Linked DNA regions of Homo sapiens: all the other regions are linked to region 3. Evidence: chromatin contacts called from ENCODE Hi-C or POLR2A ChIA-PET data. All regions are on one chromosome and are shown on one strand. The core of a region is the stretch at or near the end of the contact, and the rest is flanking DNA. Distances in the headings are between cores, read along the strand shown. Region 1 has its middle 23 kb from the start of C7orf25. Region 2 holds the start of NUDCD3 (NudC domain containing 3). Region 3 holds the start of MRPS24 (mitochondrial ribosomal protein S24). Region 4 holds the start of H2AZ2-DT (H2AZ2 divergent transcript).

The links. Hi-C counts contacts between places; a loop is a spot of excess contacts on that map. ChIA-PET counts read pairs that join two places held with the same protein, here RNA polymerase II (POLR2A). Pooled maps may share reads with other maps.
Region 1: a pooled map shows a loop between it and region 3 (27-fold over the local background). The contact joins the enhancer-like site here to the promoter of MRPS24 in region 3. A Hi-C loop is called at or near these places in 4 of 50 pooled maps. POLR2A ChIA-PET finds 5 or more read pairs at or near these places in 5 of 52 experiments (A549, PC-9, activated B cell and 2 more).
Region 2: a loop to region 3 is called in a map of CD8-positive, alpha-beta T cell, with 19 times the contacts of the local background. The contact joins the promoter of NUDCD3 here to the promoter of MRPS24 in region 3. A Hi-C loop is called at or near these places in 3 of 168 maps with a recorded cell type or tissue (B cell, CD8-positive, alpha-beta T cell and gastrocnemius medialis) and 10 of 50 pooled maps. POLR2A ChIA-PET finds 5 or more read pairs at or near these places in 2 of 52 experiments (CD4-positive, alpha-beta T cell and naive thymus-derived CD8-positive, alpha-beta T cell).
Region 4: a loop to region 3 is called in a pooled map, with 9 times the contacts of the local background. The contact joins the promoter of H2AZ2-DT here to the promoter of MRPS24 in region 3. A Hi-C loop is called at or near these places in 6 of 50 pooled maps.

The regions. Positions count from the first base shown.
Region 1 is chr7:42,886,348-42,891,882 of GRCh38, forward strand. No RefSeq gene overlaps it. Among named protein-coding and RNA genes, the nearest start is that of C7orf25, 23 kb to the right of the region's middle. RefSeq lists enhancers at 2,029-2,572, 2,168-2,217 and a silencer at 2,038-2,087. Within about 2 kb of position 2,069, at least 34 of the 41 ENCODE cell types and tissues checked have a DNase peak (open chromatin) inside an H3K27ac peak, as active enhancers do; they include PC-9, where a contact is called at or near this core.
Region 2 is chr7:44,488,609-44,494,216 of GRCh38, forward strand. NUDCD3 (NudC domain containing 3) reads right to left here and starts at 2,050. Exons shown (of 6, transcript NM_015332.4): 1 at 1,801-2,050. The coding sequence starts at 1,992. RefSeq lists silencers at 1,632-1,801, 3,867-3,993.
Region 3 is chr7:43,866,218-43,871,549 of GRCh38, forward strand. It overlaps MRPS24 (mitochondrial ribosomal protein S24), which reads right to left and starts at 3,300. Exons shown (of 4, transcript NM_032014.3): 1 at 3,240-3,300; 2 at 3,091-3,159; 3 at 2,746-2,857; 4 at 341-765. The coding sequence starts at 3,278. The coding sequence ends at 482. It overlaps URGCP-MRPS24 (URGCP-MRPS24 readthrough), which reads right to left. Exons shown (of 7, transcript NM_001204871.2): 5 at 3,091-3,159; 6 at 2,746-2,857; 7 at 341-765. The coding sequence ends at 2,769. It overlaps LOC124901620 (a long non-coding RNA gene), which reads left to right and starts at 3,429. Exons shown (of 2, transcript XR_007060296.1): 1 at 3,429-4,617; 2 at 4,731-5,332. RefSeq lists silencers at 3,012-3,071, 3,372-3,431 and an enhancer at 3,662-3,781.
Region 4 is chr7:44,846,086-44,852,093 of GRCh38, forward strand. H2AZ2-DT (H2AZ2 divergent transcript) reads left to right here and starts at 2,386. Exons shown (of 2, transcript NR_187581.1): 1 at 2,386-2,436; 2 at 3,374-3,480. H2AZ2 (H2A.Z variant histone 2) reads right to left here and starts at 2,002. Exons shown (of 5, transcript NM_012412.5): 1 at 1,884-2,002. The coding sequence starts at 1,886. RefSeq lists enhancers at 1,585-2,142, 2,143-2,701 and silencers at 1,628-2,017, 2,278-2,337.

The DNA of each region.
Region 1 (5,535 bases), core at 819-3,318, 980 kb before region 3:
TGGAATCAGTCTTCCCCCTTGTGGATAACTAGCAAAAGTACCTTATTTTCCCCACTAAAAGTTACATGTTAGAGTTTTGAGGGAACCACAGGCTATGTGTTTTTTCCTTCTCATCTAAAGGTAATAGGAAGTCATTTTATATAAAATTTGTGAGCCAGACACGGTGGCTCATGCCTGTAATCCCAGCACTTTGGGAGTCCAAGGCAGGCAGATCACTTGAGCCCAGGAATTAGAGACCAGCCTGGGCAACATGGTGAAACCCCTTCTCTACTACAAATACAAAAAATTAGCTGGGTGTGGTGGCACATGCCTGTAGTCCTAGCTACTCAGGAGGCTGAGGTGGGGGTTTCACTTGAGTCTGGGAGTTATAGGCTGCAGTGAGCCCTCCTGGAACCAGCACCAATGAACTACAGCCTGGGCCACGGAGTGAGACCCTGTCTCAAAAAAATATATATATAATAATAAGAAATTAAATTAAATTTGTGATAAAGTACACATATCTCTGTAATAGCTAGCTGGCTTTATGACTGGTATTTTAAAATAGCACAATTTTTTAAAAAGTAAAATGAGTCAAAGAGAACAAAATGGAGGAACATTTACAAGAAAGCAAGGAAAGTGTGAAGTGAGGCTTCTATAACCAAGCAAGATTCCTTCACATATCCAAGCTATGGAGAAACAGTTTTGAACATGCTGGAACTCAGGGGATGCTGACCCATGAGCTTTTTTCAAGAAACCTGACACCTGGGAAAACTGGTGAAACAAGATTAATAGTGAGTGTTTAATATATTTAACTGAAGATCTAAGACTAAACCAAAGGTAAGATAAGAATCAAAGGATGATATAGAAACATGTTCTCTGACAAAGTCAGAAAAAAGCACAACCTAAAAAAAGAAAGAGAGGGAAAAGCATAATTAGCTCAATGATTTACTTACAAAAGTTGGGAAACAAATGACATCATTTCAAGCTACCAAAAAAAAAAAGCAGAAGCTTAAATATATTTAGGTGCACAGAGTGCAAGTAAAGAAAGAGAATATGCATTATTCTAATCATTAAAATTGAATGGCAGAGAAAGGAAGGAAAGAGGAGTTTGCAAAACAAATTATATTCTTCTTGCTTACAGTAGAGACCCAGTCAATATTATCTAAAGGAAAGAAGGAAGAATGGGTATTATAAAAACGTCAGTACTAATACAAAAGTTCAAACATTTCCAATTATCAAAAGCAAAAAACAGAACAGAAAAACTAAGAAAACAGAACACATGGCAAAAGTTTTTTATAACTCTTTTTGAAAAAAATGAAGCATTTTTTAATGCCAGAACTGGGTATAAACATGTGGTGAGAGCTTATAATTTTATGTTGCCTTGGCATCCATCTTAAAATATGTTTTAACTTTCTCATACCAGAAGCAGGGCTCAGTCAGCCTTGACACCGTTTCTAATACTATTCCCCACTGGAATGGCTCCAGTTGGTGGCCAGAGATACTGCTTCATTTCAAGGAACCATTCAGACATTTGCCTGCAAACTTAACGTGACCGCCTCTCAGTCAGGGGGACCTCCTGGAACCAGTGCCTGCTTGCTTTAAATTCAACAATTAAACCTGTTTGGATAACACTCTGAACCCAATAAAGGTATTGGTCTACGGGTCCCTTCTCTCTCTCTCTCTCTCTCTCTCTCTCTCTCTCTCTGCCTGTACTCCTTGGTGTGTGGTGTGTGTGTGTGTGTGTGTGTGTGTGTGTGTGTGTGTGTGCGCGCGCGCGCGCCCGCGCTCCCTCCAGGATCTGTAAGTACCAAAAACGCTTAAACTTTCACACTGCGGTTGTGTCACTGAAGCAGTGCCTGAAATCTAATCCCTGAGTGTGACGCCGCCCCAAAGGGCCCCAAGCAGGTAGATCCCATGCTGATGCTCTTTTATCCTGGCCTCTCAGCTGTTGAGGAGAGTAATTGCCGGGCTAAACTGATAAAGTTTCATTCCAAACAATTAGCCTAGTCTGCAGGATTGCAGTCGCGGCTTGGACACCATCCCGGTGTCTGTCCCCCGCAGAGGGCTTGCTACCTTGCTGTATCAGCTGGCCCAGCAGGTCTGGGGCCGCGCGCTGCTTACAGGCGCTGGATCTCGCTGCTCGTCGCTGCGCGCTACTAGGTCCTGCTGTCGTCCGAGTCGCCTCCGGGACTCTCCGGAATTGTAGCGGCTGTAGCCGGCTCCTTGCCTGCGGCGCGGAGGGCAGGTCCCAGTGGTAGGAGGATGTGTTCCCTTTGCAGAATCAGACCCCCTCCTGGGACTGTGGGGACCCTCTGTCGCCGGCCTCCATTGGAGGATGCGTTGTCCCTGGAGCTGGGTGCGCTGTTGCGTGACCTGGGGCCTGGGTGGTGGGCGGGCCTGTCCATGGCAAAGGGCACGGCTGCGCGCTACTTCCCGAGAACCCGCCAGCAGGCTCTTGGGAAGCAGCGATTTCTCCTTAGTCACAGTCAGAGAGGGTGATGCGACACACTGGGCTTCACTGTGCTCGTGAAGCGGAGCCAGGGTGAAAGGATCATATGGCCTAACCCTAACCCTAATGGGAGTAACTTCACCTGCGTCCCACAGGCCCCGCAAGAGTGACGCTGCCAGGCAGGCGCCGCCCTGTTCGGTTCCTGCTGCTGTCGCTCCTCGCTCCCCACCACCTCCAGAGCTCCGGTGGGTCACCATGGAAAGGGAAGCCGCTGCCTGCAAGGCCAGCAGACACAGAGGTCACCCTCCAATTTTTTCGGGTAACATTCTGTAAGGACAGAACACCAGGAGGCTACTCCTACCACCAGGAGCATGTCAGGTAAACATCCAGAGAGATGAAGGAAGAAAAAATTTTATTTTAGCCACCAAGAAATACAAGCCGTTCTAAAGATTATACTTAAAAGAAAAAAAAAACAAAAAAAGGAAGGAAAAAGGGGACCGATGATCTTGCAATCACGGAAGTTGTAGAGAGCTGGCTGCCTAGAGACACTGTGCCCTTCCCTCCTCCCTCTTTTCCTCTTATCAACCAGAGGCAGAGACTAAGAATGCCTTCAAGCAACTAAAGCCTAAAATAAAAAAGAAAGAAAAGAGGAAGAGGGAGAGGGAGGGAGAGAGAGAGAGAGAGAGAGAGAGAGAGAGAGAGAGAGAGAGACTGTTGCTTTATGCTATTACAAGTCCAAGAAAAAAAAAAAAAGAGATGAACTTTAAACTTTAAATACTTAGCAGCTGCCAGGTCTAGCAAACATGCTAGCCCTAGATCACTTACTGATTTATAAACAAACCCCTAGATACAGAGGGGGAAAAAGGTAATTAAATAAAAGTTATATATAATATTTTAACATAAATATATGTTGATAAATGGTGTATATGATATATTTGCATCTTTTGATATAGTTAGAAGTTCATAATGCATATAGCAATTTATATATCAAAGAATTTACATAACAAAAAGATTAAAAAGGACACGTACTGGCTTTGTGCTTCTACAAGGTCAGTTCTAATTTAACTTTAACAATTTGTTAAAATGCACTAACAAAAATGCATGGACTTAATATTGGGGCTCAAATTATATTTATACCTGGGGAATTCCACTAAACTTAAACACTCTGCCCATGTAATCTTGAGCAGGTAACTGAATATAATATTTTGTAAATGAATATGCCTTGCATATTCATTTGTAGCATGGCCTAAATTTCCCATAGTTATATATCCATTGCTGTAAGATATTCTATATTAGGCAGAGATGCTCTGACACAATAAATAACAAATTAAAATTAAAGTAAGTCTTTGGCACTTACAAATTGACTTAATAAAATGGAACCCCTTGTACCCCCAGTTAATATAGTTAATATGGCCCAAAGTAAGTTGAAATGGATTAAAACCAATTCTAAAAAACCTATTAATAAAGGCGTGATTATTCCCACTTCCCCATTTAACAGCCCTTTCATTAGGGCCCCTATATCCAATACCTAATATTATTAAAATTGCTGATTCCGTTCAATCAACAACTGGTAAATATTTTGCTCTTGTGGATTTGGCTAACGTGCTGTTTCAATAGCGTCTTCACTGCAGTTCGCCTCCTCCTCTAAAAGAACACAGTACACCTTTTCAGACCTCTGCAGCTGTGTCATCACATGCAATCTTTAATTAATCTTAACGACATCCACCTTCTCCAGGAGCACTGGTATGAGAGTACATCCAGGACATTCTCAGCCAAGGAGACTCACTTAATACATACATTGATGACATTCGAGACCAATATTTCTTAGTACTTTTGGGTTTTGGTGGCAACATATTCCTCATTTATAAATTTTACTTCTAAATTAAAGTCTACAGACACTCCTGTAAGTGACTTCTTAAAAAAAAAAAAAGCCTTTACTGTAGAGTCTTCTCAACCTTTTCAAATGCCTCCTGCAATCTCTGGATATTTAGGATAGCTATCAGTTGCCCCAGGATTTCTGATACGAGATATTGCCCCTGTTGGCCTCATGCTATACAGCATTAATACAATAGATGACTGGCCCCCACTTACTGGGCTGTCCCAGAAATAGAGGCTCTCCCAGACCCTGAGCCTGTGACCCTCTATACCCAGCTGCCCATTATGCTTTGGGCCATGGAAACAGACCCCACAAGCTCAACACAGCTACTGAGGCTCCCTAAGACAGATGGGAACAAACCTGGGTCCTCTGGTATATTCTACCCACAGGAGGGTATAGCTTCCCCTGTTCTAAGCCCCTTGCCAGACGCCAGGGTGCTGGAGGATGACATCCCTCCCCTAAACCCCTTGACTACTAGGAAGCCCTGTGGATTAACTGAGTGACCAGTAAAGGGAGTTCATAGACTATGTGAATGGCACTGCCAGCCCCTGTGCATGGTGGAGCCTAGTGGAATGTGCTGCTTTCCATTCCTTAGCCAGGATGTCCCTAATAAAGGATGGGGCCCAAATACAACGCACGTGGCCAAAACTCCAGGTGGTCATCTTAGCACTGGATACCCTGGTCAACAACTGGTCCTGTCTTCATGTTTATTATAAACTATTAGGCCATTACTGAAAAATTGGCCCCTCAAGGATAAAAAAAAAAAAAAGAAAAAGAAAATCTCTGGGAATCTCTTACTTCGCACTCACCCAAAACATAAATTAGAATCATACTTCTCCACTTAGAGTTGAGGCCACAATGCAAGGCCGTGCTAGCCATGCCTTATTCCCTTCAGAGTCATGGCTGTTACTAACAGTAACCAAGGCACACAATTCACTTCTTAGAACACATCATGCTGGGCTCCTGAGGAACATTCAATAGAACTTTCATGTCCATGACAGGTCCCAAATGACTGGTCTCAATAAGAGACATCATGATGGTTTAAACAACTCCTTTTCAAACTTCAATACCACAAATAAACTAAAGTTCTCTAGTTTGCCCCTGGCCTTAACCTACTTTTTTTTAACAATTTTTTTATCTTGTCCCCATCCCTTAAGGTCTGTAGGTCAGATCAAGGACATAGACTCTCCTGGGACTCATTAACCATATATTGTCCCACAGGCCTGGCAGC
Region 2 (5,608 bases), core at 800-3,299, 620 kb after region 3:
ACCTGCAACTTCAAGTTCAACCTGTCTAAAACTGAACTTTTTCCCCTAAACCCAGGTGACAGTTCAGTTAACGCATTATCACTATTCCAGTCACCCAAGTTGAAACCTTGGATCATCTTTGACCCATCCCTCCCCTTCCTCCATCCCTGCTCCCCATCTCCACTACTTCATTAGACTGGTCACCAAATCCTAACCTATGGAAGTGTCTTGTAAGAGGTGTTACCAGGTAAATGAGTTACCAGGTTAATGAGTGCTCTGTCAGTTCATCTGTGAAACAAAGACCAACCTCTCAGGTTATATTAAGGGTTAAATAAGATAACGACCCCAGAATATAAAACATCTGATACTATACATATTACTCAGTATATACTCCTTTCTCCTCCACATCTTTCTGCAAACTACAATCAATCTAGACAAAAGTGTTCTCATCCTACTATGGAATGGTTAAACAACAGAACAGGAAGATTTGGAATCCACAAAATGAAATTTTTAGTTTCAGCTCTACGGTGAACTGGCTGTGTGTTCTTGGTCAAATCACTTAACCTTGCTGAATTGGTACGTAAACTTGAAACTTATCTGTTTCACAGAGACACTGAAGATCAAATGGCAAGACTTCATTAACCTGCCATAAGATCCTGCTAAAGGCCACCTCCAACAGCTCTCTCATCACTAAGATGGCACTTATGCCACTGACAAGGACGAGGAATAGCCTTAAGTTCTGAAATTGAATCCTAATGGAACCCCATTCCTCGTTTGGCCCTATTACCCTGGTAGCTACCAAGACATTCAAAGCTTTGGCTTCTGCTGAGGAAAGTAACATCTTACCAACCTGCAGCATGCATTAAGACTTCAGGAGGAAACATCTGAAGCATTTTATAAACTGTAACATCTAGAGAACTGAGGGAGGTATCATCAGCATTTCTATCTTCTTGGGTTTCTACAAATAGGCTTAATACTTGGCTGAATAGTTTCTTTTAATCTCATCAGAAGTCCCACCTCTCTTATAAAAACTTCACTTCTCAACCATCATTTCTATTTCCTTTCTTTACAATGGGCTCCATCAAATAATTGCCCTTAAAAAGTTTTCTATTACTTTCTGGGTTTTCTCTCTTTAACTGTGTCACAAGGAGAGAGAAACCATTACTTAAACACCCGTATCACCCTCACCTGCGGCAACTAAGAGTGTAAACTACATTCAGCAAAAGGTTGCTTACCACTACATTCAAAAGTGCCCAGTCAACTTCACTGAATGAGTATTGACAGCGTTTCCAACATACAATAAACTTAACCTGGAGGGTACGGAATTAAGCTCAAATAGAAATTTTAATAAGCACTACATTGACAGTCTTTGACCTGGGAAGTCACATTTCAAACAAGCGACCACACCCATTGATCAACACAATGCCTCCGTCATCCCCGCCAGCTCAAGTCTTTGGTAGTTCTGGGGCATGCACGTTTCTGTTGCTGTAAATGTCCTTCCTTCTGTCTGGCCTGCATGGATTTCGCTCCCTGACTAGCGGCCCCCAGCACCGTGAGGGGTACGCGCTGGCGGGTGCTGAGTAGGGCTCTTAACAGTCGGCTTACTACTTCTGAAACCTCAGGACGTCCGGAGCGAACACCTCAGCGGAATAAGCTGACATCCAATCCGCGCTTCAAATTACTGAAGCCATTCTCACAAGCTCAACCCCAGGACACCAGGAAAAGGAGGAAACAGGCTGGGAGAGCTTGGAGGAGCGGGCGCCAGGAGTCAGGGCAGGCCGGGGGCGGCGGCTCCCCAGACCGCAGGCCCGCCCGCCTCACCTGCAGCACCAAGGCCTGCGCGGCCCCGGGCGGGAAGCCCATGCGGTCCGATGGGTGGCGCAGCAAGCGATAGAAGTCTGTCTTGCGGTAGAGGAAGCCAAAGAGAACGCGCAGGAAATCCTGGACGTTGCCCACGTGCTGCAGGATGCCCAAAAGGGCCTGGTCATACAGCTCGGCCGCCCCTGTCTCCATGTCGCCTCCCGCCCTAGGTACGCTTCACACACACAGCGCCGCCTCAGACCTGCCGACTGGCCACTTCCGGCGTCCGCAGCCAACGGCTCCGCCGGACGGCGCGGCTGCGGAACTTCCGGTCCGTGCTCGTTCGGCCCCCGCGGCCCCGGGCTGTTTTCCCCAGACCCAGCTGCCCCACGGGCTTTGCCTTGAGGTGGTCTTAGACAAAAGAGCCCGACAAGGGCAGCAAGGAGGTTCCTACGCGGAAGGAAGCCCGTGGCTTCTGCTGCGCTGCGAGGGCTTGACCGCCATGTTTGAAGCGGGCGGAAAAAAATTATGGGGCGTGCAGTGTCACGTGACTGCTCGGATTTTTGTCACGTTGTCTGTGGATCCTTTCTTATTTCTGTGTTGAATTCCAGCCTGGGTATTTGGAACCTATGGTTAAAGATGGGGCTAGGGTAAGCTTTTTGTTAGTGAGCCAGAGACGGGAAAATGCGTATATGTGGGATGTATGGGTTTCTTATTAACAGATCTGTGAGTTAAACTCAGGGCGTTGCATCAGAAGAAAGTCAAGATGACGAAGAAAATAAAGAGTGCATTCAACGTATATTAAGTGGAAAGAGCTAGATTCAGAATAGAGAATCCGTATGCCATCGTTGTGAAATATGTACGTGTATGTGTGTGTATAGTATGTATATACATATATACGTCATATATACATATGTTGTTAGTGTCTGTCAAAGTATAATCTTAAAAAAGTAAAAAGCATGACACTCATACAAATATATCATGAACACATATCCAAGATTTCTTCAGCAAATTAACAATGATATGGTAAAGCTGGTTCAAAAGCATTTTGAGGAAGTGGAGATTAAACATTTTGACAAAGCATTAGAGTAAGATTAGGTTGGATACAAAGCTGGCTGGTGTTCTACAAGATGATAAAACCATAGATTATCATTTCTAGTGTATAGAAATGATTTGCACCTCTTCTAGATTAAAACATGCAAGTTAACATGTCTTCATAGTGTATAAGCTTTAATGAATTGTAAATAAAATCCAACTCAGGTAAATTGCCCTAGAACAGTGGTTCTGAAACTCTTGATTTAGGGACCATTAATCCTCTTAAAATTTGTTGAACATTCCAAAGAACATTTGTTGATATGGGTTATGCTTATCAATATTTACCACATTAGAAATTAAAACATAAAATGTTTAAATATTTATTTAATCATTTTTAAATGACCATAAAACACATTACATGTTAACATACTTTTATGCAAAAAATAATGTTCTTCAAAGCAATAAAAGTTCAGTGAGAGGAGTAACATAGTTTTACATTTTTGCAAATCTCTTTAATGAGCCTACTAGAAGACAGCAAGATTTGGCCGGCACAGTAGCTCATGCTTGTAATCCCAGCACTTTGGGAGGCCGAGGCGGGAGGATCAGGAGTTCGAGACCAGCCTGGCCAACACAGTGAAACCCTGTCTCTACTAAAAATACGAAAATTAGCTAGGCGTGATGGCAGGTGCCTGTAATCCCAGCTCCTCTGGAGGCTGAGGCAGGAGAATCGCTTGAACCCGGGAGGCAGAGGTTGCAGTGAGCCGAGATCACACCACTGCATTCCAGCCTGGGCGACAGAGCTAGACTCCGTCTCCACAAAAAAAAAGAAGACCACAAGATTCTCACATCTGCATTCACTGCAACATAATTTGCATTATGTTGTTTTCATTGAAGTATATGAAAACATGCAACCTCACACAGACAGTTGCAAATGAGAGGAATATTTTGTCTTTTCAAATAAATGTGGCTATTTGTCTTTAAAATGACATCAAAATTCTTCTACAAGCGATAGTTTCTATTTTTTTTATTTTTAAGAGGCAGGGTCTCCCTCTGTCACCCAGGCTGGAATGTAACGATGTGATCATAACTAACTGTAGCCTTGAACTCTTGAACTCAAGCAATCCTCCTGCCTCAGCCTTCTGAGTAGCTGGAACTACAAGCACATGCCACTGTGCCTGGCTAATTTTTAAATTATTTTTATAGAGACGAGGTTGGGCCTACATTGTTCAGGCTGGTCTGAAACTCATGGGCTCAAGCGATCCTCCCCTCTCAGCCTCCCAAAGTGCTGGAATTATAGGTGTGAGCCACTGCACCCAGCCCTGTAACTGGTAGTTTCTTAAAGGTTACTTGCCATATGGAATCTAAAACTGTATCTATAGACTTTTCATACTCTGTTACATTAATATCGATTGGTCTTTCACTTTGAATGGATCGTTAATAAATGCATGATTTTATACCATCATGTATTAATTAGTCATTTGAAAATGTTGGTCCACTGTGTTATGCAGCTCTTCCAAATGTTCACTCGTTTTATGCAACGAGCATATCTTGCCCCCAGATCTTGGTTTCTAATATCATTTCATTATATAATATCAAAAAATAACATTTGTTAGAATTACCACTAAACTCATCAGAGAAGTCTGTCTTTATTGACAAGCACTCAAGCTCATGGAAGCGGGATATGGGTTTTTTGAATTCTAATTTTAGCTTAAAAACTTGAACTTTATTATTGGAAGTAGATACAATCAATTATTTTCCTTGAAGAGACAGGCTCACTTCATTCTGTCATTCAAGTAAAAATGATGCTCTGTGACTTGTTCAATTGGCAACTCAATCACACAAGTGCTTTGCATCAGTGCAACCATTTTGCTTCAGTATGAGGCAGACATGTCTTATGTGTACTTCTCTTTTAATCATGCACTATTAAAAAGACTTGTTCTCAAGTGGAGAACTTTTAATAAAACAACTTTTAATAAAATTAATAATTAAATGCTATCAGGAGCATTCTTAAGTGAAACTGAACATTTTTAACCTGTAAGTGTAAGGCAGTGCATACTAGTCGAGTTTGGTGCCGTTATGGACTGAATGTGCCTGCCCCCCACCAGATTCATATGTTGAAGCCCCAGTCCTCAATGGGACTATATTTGGAGTCACATTGGTGGTTAGAAGGGCCTTTAAAAGATACTTAAAGGTTAAATGAGGTTATAAGGGTGGGACCTTAACCCAATGGAACTGGTATCCTCATAAGAGGAGAAGGAGACACTAGAGATCTCACTCTGCACACATGCAGAAGAAAGGCCATGTGAGGACACAGTGAGATTGCTTCAAGCTAGGAAGAGAATTCTCACCAGATACCAACACCTTGGTCTTGGATTTCTGGCCTCCAAGACTGTGAGAGAATAAACATGTGTTGTTTAAGCCACCCAGTCTATGGTACTTTGTGACAGCAGGAAGCTAGGACAATGGCCTGCCTTGATTCCTGCTGAGACACTTGCAGTTTTACCTGCCATTGCTTTTGCACCATCATTGCAAATGTCAACATGGTAAAAAAGCAAATAACATCATAGTATTGTTATTTTTACCTTGGAGGCCCCCCAGGGCCACATACTACACTCTGAGAATCACTGCCCTAGAGAATTAATGAATCTCGGGTGAGCCTGTTATATAATTCCTCAGTATAACTGGAAGCACATGCAGTCATCTTCTTGCTATATTCAAAGTTTTGAATAATTTTCTTTAGCACCTAAAGGAAGAAATGGAACAGACGCTGCATCTGGAGAAGGGAAATTGAGGG
Region 3 (5,332 bases), core at 2,050-4,549:
GGGTTTCACCTTGTTAGCCAGGATGGTCTCAATCTCCTAACCTCGTGATCTGCCCATCTCGGCCTCCCAAAGTGCTGGGATTACAGGCGTGAGCCACCGTGCCCAGCCTGTTTTGATTCTTAAAAACTAACACTGAATGGGTCTTTCCATCTTGAGAAAAAACAAAGAACTTTTAGGCAAAGTGCTTGACAGAGTGATTGATTGGCACAGGTACTCACCAAACTGTAGCTATGAATTAAACTTCAAACAACTGGCGTCAGCCTTCCTGCAAACCCTGGAGCATCGTCAAAGAAACGCTACTCTAGTTCCCTCATCCAAGAGTAAAAACAGAGAGGCAAGACAAGATAGAAGGTCTTTATTCAATAGCAGATGAGAGACTATGCCTCAGTCCTCTGAGGGGATGCATTTCCCCCACATACCATTCCTTTCCCACGTTTCCATTCTCTGCAGGCTACAGCTTGATGGAAAAAAGGGGATTGTTCTAGAGGTACTTATACACAACCTTTGAGGGCACAGTTTGGAGGTGGAGTCGCACAGGACATTTGTAAAAGTAGGACAGCAAAGTTTCACTGTAGCCCACGAGGAAGTAGTACTTGTGTGGAGACAACTGCCTCAGGACCACGGCACAGATCTCCAACTGGTTACCCCGGCGCTTTAAAACCAGCTGGTCAGCCAGGCAGCCTGGGAAGGTACCCCACATGAACTTGCGAAGGAAAACATCCTCCACCGTTCGCTCTGCGGCATGGTCCTCTCCATCCAGGTTACCTGAAGAGGGAAGGGCATAATAGAAGAATCAGCCTCATTGCCCCAGGGCCCTGCCATAACTCCAGAGTCAACATCCAAAAGCGCTGAGCACAATCCCACCCTTCACCCCCAGCCTCTTCTCTTTTCTTCTGCTAATGGAATAAGAAAAATAACACTTTAAAGTTCAAAGTATGTTATGTCATTAATTCCCAAGCCAATTCAGTTTAGTAGGTATTATCATTATCCTTATTTTACAAAAAGGAAGATGGAGGCCTGAGTCAGGGTACAAAACTCAAGATGATGCCACCACATCTAGCCCCTTTCCTGCTTTCTTGGCTGCCTTATAAAAACACTGGTCATCCCATGGGCCAGAAAGATGAGGCTACCAGCTATTTTTGAGATTAGGGACATGAGCTAGGCCCAGGGCTTCCACCAGTGGGTTCCTCAGTGTGAACTGTGGATCCCCTGCAGCCCTTACAATGTCCACTAAGAGTCTGCACACCTACATCCAAACCTCAGACCAGAACCTGAAAGAGTGGGAGACAAGCATCTCTCTCTCTTTTTTTTTTTTTTTTTTTTTTTTTTTGAGATGGAGTCTCACTCTGTCGTCCAGGCTGGAGTGCAGTGGCGTGATCTCGGCTCACTGCAACCTCCGCCTCTTGGGTTCAAACAATTCTCTGCCTCAGCCTCCTGAATAGCTGGGATTGCAGGCGCCCGCCACTACGCCCAGCTAATTTTTTTGTATTTTTAGTAGAGATGGGGTTTCACCATCTTGGCCAGGTTGGTATTGAACTCCTGACCTCAGGATCCACCCTCCTCGGCCTCCCAAAGTGCTGGGATTACAGGCGTGAGCCACCGTGCCAGGCAAGCATCTGTATTTTAAGTAAGTTCTCTAGATGCATCTCAAACATCCAAGAACCCCTGTACTAAACAAAGCACAGTTGGTTATCAATTGTTCACAATAGTTATATTCTATAAAGTCACTGCCAACACTGACTTAGTGAATACTGAACCATTGCTCCTAGGTGAAATACAGGGTTAGATTCCTTTCAGCCTCTGGGCACCGTATTTTTGTTAACAAATCAATACATAACCTAGTTTCCTTTGTGTTTCTGTTTAAAGACACCTTGTTTAATATATATGGTAGATTCACTAACATTGAATTCAGGGCCAAGAGCAACTCATGACTGAAGAAAGATTCTCTAATACATGTATGTTCTCCCTAAGGCACGTCACAGCCTTCTCCCGCTTAGGAACACTAGATAGCACTTCAGCATTGCAAGGCCATTTTAAACAGCAAAATCACTAACAAAAAGCACGAAAATGCAAATTAAAAAAAAAAGATTCTAGACCATAAAAAGGACACCTTTTACAGTACGAGAGCTGAAACTAGGCAGAGCCTTGTCGACCTCAGCTCGGGACATGCACCTGGGGTGGCAGCTCCACCCACATCTCAGAGTGACCTTGAGAGTGCCCAGAGTGTTGATTTGGGGCTTACAAATAAATTTTAGTCAGTAGAAGAATCTGAAAATATGGAATTCATGAATAACGAGGGTTGTCTGTATATATTTACAGAGAAAAATTTGTGCTTTAGTGGAAAACTGCATTCCTTAGAGCACACTGTTCAGGGTTATCAGATTCTGCAACGGTTTCACTCCTTTCCTTGACTCTGAGCTATTTTACAGCTCTGTAAATTACAGATAACTGACAGGAATGCAAAATAATTCTTGTCTGTAGACATGCAAATAATTTCTGTTCAGTGGAGGATCAATTGAGTCCCTGCCTGCCATGGAAAAAGTCAGTTTTGCATCCATCTTCAAATTTGTTTCAACATCCTGATCTATATATATCTCTGCTTTTTTATGTCTCCCTTGAGTTGGTTTCATAGATTTCTGACCCTAGCATTATTTCCTGAGTTAAAGAAAACCTGTGACACGTGTTCATTTTGTTTACATGACAGTCGGATTGAGTGCTCCTTTTGGAGGCCTGGGGTCCGCTCACCTGTGTGCAGCGACAGCCAGCCTTTACGGTGGGCGATGTAGTGCGGCGCGTGTGCCTCCTCGTAGGTCACCGGCTTGTCCCCCTTGCTTACGCGTACTCGGGCCGCCCGGTTCTAGGAGCAAAAGGGGCCGTGACTCCACGAGATCCCCGATCCAGACCCCTACTTCGCGCCATGTCCCCCCAGTCAGCTGGCACTGTTCCCCGGCCCCAATCCCCTGATCCCTAAGCCCCGACCCTAGCCCCGCCTCGGACCCCAGCGACACGCCCCCTTCAGCCCGCACGGCTTCCCCGGCCCCCGGCCCCCCGGCCCCCAGGCCCCCAGGCCCCTGCCCCGGCGGTGCTCACCTTGGCGCAGACCGGGGAGGTGTGCAGGGCGCGCCAAGCGCAAGGCAGCTCTCGGCTCCAGGACAGCACCTGTGGAGGGAGGGCGCGTGAGGCGGAAACTAGGGACCCCACCTCCGACTCGCAGGGACCTGCCGAGTCGCCCCACTCACCCGTGGCCCCAGCAACCCGCTGCACACGGAGGCCGCCATCTTGGGCCAAGCGGAGCGCGGGACGTACCACAGCGCGCTGAGGGGTGGGGACGACCGCGGACGAGACCAAGTCGGAGCTCGTACTCTGTACTCTGGCGGGGGCGGGGCAGGGCCTCTGCGGGGCGGGGCCGCGGTATGCTGCTAGCTGTTACTCCCGCCTTCCCCGCAGCCCTGTGAATGCTCAGCCTTGTGAATGCTCATCCCGCCGCTGTTCGCTCTCCCGCGGTTGCTGCTTGCATAGGGTTTCAGATCCGGAAATTTGAGGATGCGAAACGTGAGATTTTCTCTTCGACAACCTCACGCTAGTACGGGTGATGGGTGTGCGGCCCACCGGAGCCCGCCCTGCCCAACCTGCACCCTCGGGGCTCGAAGAGGAGCCAAGCGTTTCCCCAGGTCCTAGTTATGCCTCCAAATAATATTCGTAGAAAAACAAAACAGAAAAACCCTCCAGACTTTTATCCACAAATAAAGAAGAAACATATTTTGGTTAAAACGTCACCCAATTCTTCAAGGATGACTTACGCAGTTATGCAAGAATGGGTTTGCCACATGTGACCACAGTGGTGACTGGCCCCTGAGGAAGGAAAATTTTAAGTACGGGGAAGGGGCCGGAGGGCAAGGAGATTCGTGAGAATATCGCAGGGCCTGTAATGCTGAAACCAGTGCGTCGCCACTATTATTGGTATCCAGTAATTATTAATGTCAAACGGAAAAATAGCAACGCGGGATATTTTATTTTAGAAGTCACCACGGTCATGGAAAAAACACGGGCTCTGGAGTCAGACCCATGTATAACAATCTTTGTACAGTTAAGACTCAGTTCTATTATCTATAAAATGGGCCTTAATAATAGTACTACCTTATAGAGCTATTAGGATCAAGAGAATATTTAATCAATGATGGGTTGTGTTTGGTTGAGTGATGTGAAATTGCCAATGTTTTGGCCGTTCTGGGTCTACATCATTCCCCTTAATGGTACAGTACTTGCATACTGCTGCGGTTTCCTGTCAGGGGGAGGACTGGATTATGATCCATGGGAAGGGGAAATGGAAGAACGGTGGAAATGAGTTGCCCATGACCACACTGAGAAGAGGGAAAGAGGGACCAAGACACAAGTCTCTTGACTTCAGTCCAGCCCATTTCCCATGACCAAGATTCCTCTGATTACATGAAGGTGGGTTCTCAAAAAACCCGTAATAAAAGGACAAGGTCTTCCATGTCCACTTCACCAGAAATGTTTTATTCTTACTTTTTAGGAACTGCGGCCCCCAACTGTTATGCATATTGAATAAAGGGACAGAACAGGGATGAGGTGCCCTCCAATGCATACTTTGCAAATGTAAGAACTTTCAACATTTCCTAAGAAATCCTTTTCAACTGACAATTATTTTTTAAAGTTTTCATAATGTTCAATAATTTTATAATTGTTAAGTTTCATTAATTTGCTCCAAGGTGGTGAGGAACATGGGATGTGGCATCTGAATTGCCTGAGTCCAAATCGTGGACCCAATGCTTCCTGGCTGTGTAATTTGGACAAGTGACTGAACCTTCTGAGCCTCGGTTTCTCTCATCTGTAAACTGGGGACAATAATGGTGGTTGTGAGAAGTACAGTATGATGTGCCTGGCAGAGGGAGAGAGCAGTTGTGGGTTTTGTTGTTGTTTTTAACGAGTCCCTGATAGCCACATATCCCGTTAGGGAGATGAGCCAGCTATTGAGGGTTCTGTGAGAACTCATAGCAACACCACCCTAATCAGAGGAAAGGGGAAGGAGAAAGGGAAACAAGATCCTTGGGCTGATCAGAGGCAGAGGTGGCAATGGCACAACACCTATTGGGGCCCAAGGTGGGCAGGGGCCACACCACGAAGGCTGTGGTTGGGAATCAAGTTTAGCCCATAAAGCAGTAGGCAATCAAATGATCAAATTTATGCTTTCCTCTATTCAAGCCATTCTCCCTTATGCCTGAGATCTCTCTCTGGAATTCCAAACCGATCTAGATCTTTCCAAGCATCACAATGGCCATTTCAGTGGCAGACATTTCTGGGGTTCAAATAT
Region 4 (6,008 bases), core at 1,136-3,635, 980 kb after region 3:
GAGGAGGAAGTAGGAGTTCGTTCATTTTACTTGGATAAACTTGCAAACTGGATACTAAGACACTTTCATGTCAGTTTTAACAGACATCTGCTTACTTCCTCTCAGGTTTAAAATCTATCAAGAACGACAACTCAATGTCTCCTGCATTTTTAGCTTATGTTAATACTTATGTATTTTTAGCTACTGGTAAGTGGATATAAAACATATAGCGTATCACTAGAGATTGAAAAATATCTGAAAAACTAGAATTGGCCGTGCGCGGTGGCTCACGCCTGTAATCCCAGCACTTTGTCAGGCCGAGGGGGGCGGATCACAAGGTCAAGAGATCGAGACCATCCTGGCCAACATGGTGAAACCCAATCTCTACTAAAAATACAAAAAATTAGCAGGGCGTGGTGGCGCACGCCTGTAGCTATTCGGGAGGCTGAGGCAGGAGCATCGCTTGAACCCGGGAGGCGGAGGTTGCAGTGAGTGAAGATCGCCCATTGCACTCCAGCCTGGCAACAGAGTGAGACTCCGTCTCAAAAAAAAAAACCACAAAAAACCACAAAAAACAAACAACAAAAAACCAAAAAAAAAAAAAACCACAAAAAACTAGAATCATGAAAATCATCTGTTTGAGCAAATCCTTTTACAGATTAGATGTAAGCTGTACCTCAGTTTGATAAAGTACTATAAAGTACTTTACAATAACAATAAACTATACGTGAGACGTTGGAAGCAATTATCCCTAAAGTCTATTCCAGCTCTAAGATTTGGGTTTTTTACAATAACAATAAACTATACGTTAGACGTTGGAAGCAATTATCCCTAAAGTCTATTCCAGCTCTAAGATTTGGGTATTTTACAATAACCAAACATTGTCCTCTCGACTGGCCAATCTGTTTACAGTTAGGTGTTATGTCTATTCAATACCATATCTGTCACATCAAGCACAAGACAAATCATCTAATACTATCTGCAGTATGATAAATGACAGCTTGGTGCTAACTTTTAAGCAGGTAGCTCCCGTTGAAGTAACCTTTCAACAGAATGCTTAAAGCACGAATACCGGCAAAAATAAGATTCCATAACAGTCTTATTATTTTTACACAATCTTTGATGCAACTCAGAGCGTATCCTTTAGCACCTTCTCTTTTCCCCTCAACTTTAAAATGGGGCTGAAGTTCTATTCACTTTCATTTTTTTAAAGCCACACTCTTCTTATCTAGATCTGAATTTCAGAATGAAAAGATGAATACTTTAAGACTGAAAATCCATAGCAAGGGCAAAGGAAAGTACTGTTGTATAATGAAAACCGCAAACTGCAAGGGGCTCAGAAGATAACGGGCGTTCATTTCTAACCTGTGCAATCACCTAGAACAAATCGTGTGGTTCTGGTCTATAAAACCATTCTTTGTCGCTCAAAAGACCACAAATACAAGCACCCTTTCGCAGAAACCCTCAAACTGACTGCCAGGGAGATTACGTAACCAAACATCGCCAAAGACTTATCTAACTTGTACAGCGGCAGCCTGTTTGACCTCATTCATACAGAGAAGCGATCACATTAAGATCCAGCACTTGTTTCTACATTTCCAAGCCGGATTCTGCCGTCCTCCTCCTTCTAAGACGGGCGGTGCAGCGTCACAAGCGTCGGGACAGATCTATCCGGCTCGGAACAGACTTCGCGCTCTACCCGGCCAGGCCCAGCTCTCACCCGGGGACCCGTGTCGGGCTCCGCAGCTGGGACATGGCGCCCCCCGGCGGGCGGCGAGGGGCTCGGCCGGACGAAGCCCAGACACCCGCAAACTCCCGACTCCACAGGTAGCGGCGCCGACGCCAGGGCCTCCGCGCTCTGCTCTCCCAGGCCCCGTGCCCCCGGCCCACCCGGCCGCCCTTACCATGTTCTCGGCGCCGACTCCGCCTCCGCTCGGCCGCGCGCCCTCCCGCTGCCGACCCGCGCCGCCGCCGCCGCTCTCGCAGCACCGACCGCCGCCGCCGGAGCCGGACAATACCCCGTGCCCGCCTCGCGCTGCTGTGGCCAATGCCCGCTTGTCTTGCTGGTTCGAACCCCAGCGGCTGTTCAATCGCGCGCCTCCTTCTAGCCAGACCCCGCCCCCCCGGCACCGCCTTCCTAACGGCTGTTTGTTTTTGCACACGGCACGCGGAGGCGGGGCCTCCAGCCCCAATAGTGACGCGCTCTCTGCCTTTCACCAGGCGCCCAAGCCTGACGAACAGAAAGGCAAACCAATGAGATTGGACGCCTCGCAGACGAAAGCCAATAAAAATATCGCCCGCGAGCAAGGGAGGCGGGCCACTGGGAAGGACAGCAAAATTAGCTAATAAGGTGAAGCGATTGCAGGCGCTGTGGCTTTCCCGCCCATTCGCGGCGTTGGTTTTCCCGCTTCTGAGACTTGTTTGGGGAGGTAAAGAGTGTTGGACGTGCTTCTCCTGGTGGGTTTTCACAGACTGTGAGGATTTATTCGTCTTAGAACGTGTGGATCAGGAGGGCGCTGGGTTTCAAGGTTAGGCAGGCCTCATGCTCAGCCGTATTCTGGCGGACTGACTACCCTGACGTCCTCTCAGCGCGGACCCTGACAAGGTCCGCGGCAGGCTGAGGCGGGAGAATCGCTTGAACCCCGGAGGCGGAGGTTGCAGTGAGCCGAGATCGCGCCACTGCACTCCAGCTGGGCGACGCATCGTCTCAAAACAAACAAACAAAAACAAAAGCTATCAATTGGCTACATATTGTTATTTGTATGACAAATTCTTTTTCCTTTTTTAGAGATGGAGTCCTGGGACTACAGGCGCGCGCCCCAATGCCCAGCTAACTTTTGTATTTTTAATAGAGACGGGGTTTCTCCGTGTTGGTCAGGCTGGTCTCGAACTCCTGACCTCAGGTGATCTGCCCCCCTTTGCCTCCCAAAGTACTGGGATTACAGGCGTGAGCCACCGCGCCCGGCATGTATTACAAATTCTAAGAACACGAAGATAATGGGGCCGGCTTGGTGGCGCGAACCTGTAGCCTCACCTACTGTCAAGACTGAGACAGGAGGATCTCTTGAGCCCAGGAGGTCGAGGCTGCAGTGAGTCATGATCGCACCACTGCACTCCAGCTTGGGAGACAGAATATACCCTGTCTAAAAAATAATAATAAAAAAAAAGGTAATGGATGAGGCCGATAGTCAGGAATGAAATGACTTTAAACAATTGGGTATGCATGGGATTGGGTATGTGTGTATGTGGGGGCAGAGGGTGGGCATAACCGAAGTCCCATACTCATGTCCCTCTAGGCCTAATACATTTTGCAGACCTCACAGAGCTCAGACTGTTGTGAGCCGTTTTTCTTTTCTCAACCTCTTCAGTGTGTTTATTTTGCTTACATCATTAGGTTAAAATTTGGAGGATAACTCCCAGCTAGAAAGGAAGAAAAGCTCTAAAGTGGAATCGCCTTCCCCCGGAAGCTGTTGTAAAAATTAAAGGATGTATGTGAGTGCACAGGCTCTCCAGCGATCGTTTTTCTTCCACAGTGTTAACACAATTTATTTATTTATTTACTTTTTGAGATGAAGTCTCACTCTGTTGCCCAGGCTGGATGGAGTGCAGTGGTGTGATCTGGGCTCACTGCAACCTCCGCCTCCTGAGTTCAAGCGATTCTCCTGCCTCAGCCTCCTGGGTAGCTGGGACTAAAGGCTCCCACCACCATTCCCCGCTAGTTTTTGTATTTTTAGTAGAAATAGGGTTTCACCATGTTGGCCAGGCTGGTCTTGAACTCCTGACCTCAAGTGATCCTCTCGCCTCAGCCTCCTAAAGTGCTGGGATTACAGGCGTGAGCCACCGCGCCTGGCCTGTTTCCACAATTAAAAAAGGCCCATCACCCTATCATGATCATCTCTATTACAGTCTGGACAATATGAGCTTTCTGGGAGAGCCAGCTTCATTTCATAACTGAAGAAATGGGCTTAGGTGAACTTAGTCATTTGCCTGAGACCGCATAGCCTGTAGATAACCAAGATACCAGCTCACATTTGTTCCAACTCATTCCAGCTTTAAATTCTTTCATTCTTTTCACAGTATGATGCATTGACTGTGCTAGAATGTGTTCTTGGTGTTGGTGAGTTAATAGTGAAAAAAACAAGTTTCTGCCTTAGTGGAGATTCTGTTGTCATAGGATTTTCCCAGGCTGGCACTTTAGAAATTTATATCCAGGCTGATGATAGCTGTTCCAAAGTTTGAATCAGGAGAAGCAACTTTGGGGAAGTGAGTCTTTAAAAAAAGGTAACTTAAATTCAAGAAGAGGAAGAGGGTGAGCTTCTAAGTAAGAATTTGGAAAAATACGGATGAAGGTACAGACAAGTGTGAGGAAGGGTGTCCAGTGAAATAGGAAGGAATGGAGCAATGTGCCCAGATTAATAGAAGCCTCAAAACTAGGTAGAAGAGTGGAGTTACTTCAGTAAAAATAGCCATTGTTAATTCCTGCTCCTCTGTGTTTCTGGCCTCAGTGGATGGCATTACCAATCTACCAAGGCATAAGCCTGTGAGTTATTCCTTTAACAAATCACTCAGTGCCTACTGTTTGCAGGCACTGTGCTAGGTACTGAGGATTTGGTGATTAGCAAAATAGACATTGTCCTTGCCCTTGTGGTCCTCTGCAGCGGGAGTCAGATGTTAAAGAAATAAACAAATACCATATGTGAATTATAATAAGTTCAAGTGTGCTGAAGGAAAAGAACAGGGTGCTTTAAGAGAGAAACAGGGAATGTAGTTTAGCTGGTGTGGGTGGTCCACAAAGAGCATGCAGGCTGGGCGTGGTGGCTCACTCCTGTAATCCCAGCAATTTGGGAGGCCAAGGTGGGTGGATCATCTGAGGTCAGGAGTTCGAGACCAGCCTGGCCAACATGGCAAAACCCTGTCTCTACTAAAAATGCAAAAATTAGCCAGGCGTGGTGGCGCATGCCTGTTATTCCCAGCTACTCAGGAGGCTGACGCAGGAAAATCACCTGGGCCCAGGAGAGCCTGGGAAGCGGAGGCTGCAGTGAGCTAAGATTGCGCCACTGCACTTCAGCCTGGGCGACAGAGCAAGACTCCACTCCATCTCAAAAAAAAAAAAAAAAAGAAGAGTTGCCCTTGTGAAGGGGGGCTGAAAGAAGTGTCCAATAATGTATGAGAAAGCACCTAGCACTGTACCTAGCACATAATATCCAATAAATGTTAACTTCCTTCCTTAACAGGAAAATCATTTTCTCACCACTCTCTACCCCTCAGCCTTCATGTCATTGATTCAGATTTTGATGAAAGTGGAGTTAGGTTGAAAAAGACTGGTTCTCATTGTAGATAATAGTAATCCTTTCACTGATTTATATATCATCACTAAATTATATCATCACTGTAAACACAGATGCCAGAAAAAAGTCTGCCTACTAACAGTTTTATAAACCAAGTGTGTTAGTAAAATTTAGTTTCTAGTGAACTAGGGTAACAAAAAAGGCAAAGATGAGCTCATGAAGAACACCAGTCTAACCAGAAAATGTTATGTATTAGCATCTATAAATGATAAACTACAAACATTGACAAATTATTCAACTTTGGGCTGGGGATGGTAGCTCATGCCTGTAATCCTAAAGCTTTGGGAGGCCAAGGCATGAGTCACCAGGGCAGGAGTTTGAGACCAGCCTGGGCAACATGGCAAGACTCCACTTCTACAAAAATTAAAAGAAAAAAATTAGCTGAGTGTGTGGCACATGCCTGTGATCCCAGCTAGTTGAGAGGCTGAGGTGGGTAGAGAACTTGAGCCCACGAGTTCAAGGCTGCAGTGAGCTATGTATGATTGTGTCACTGCTCACCAGACAGGCAACAGAACCAGACTGTATCTCTAAAAAAAAAATTATTCAATGTTGCTGGATTTAACCCAGTAATATATAGTATAATTGTTCTCAAAGTGTGATCCTTAGACCACCAGCATCAGCATCACTTGGAACTTGTTAGAAATGTATTCTCACCACCACCCCAGACCTGCTGAATCTGAC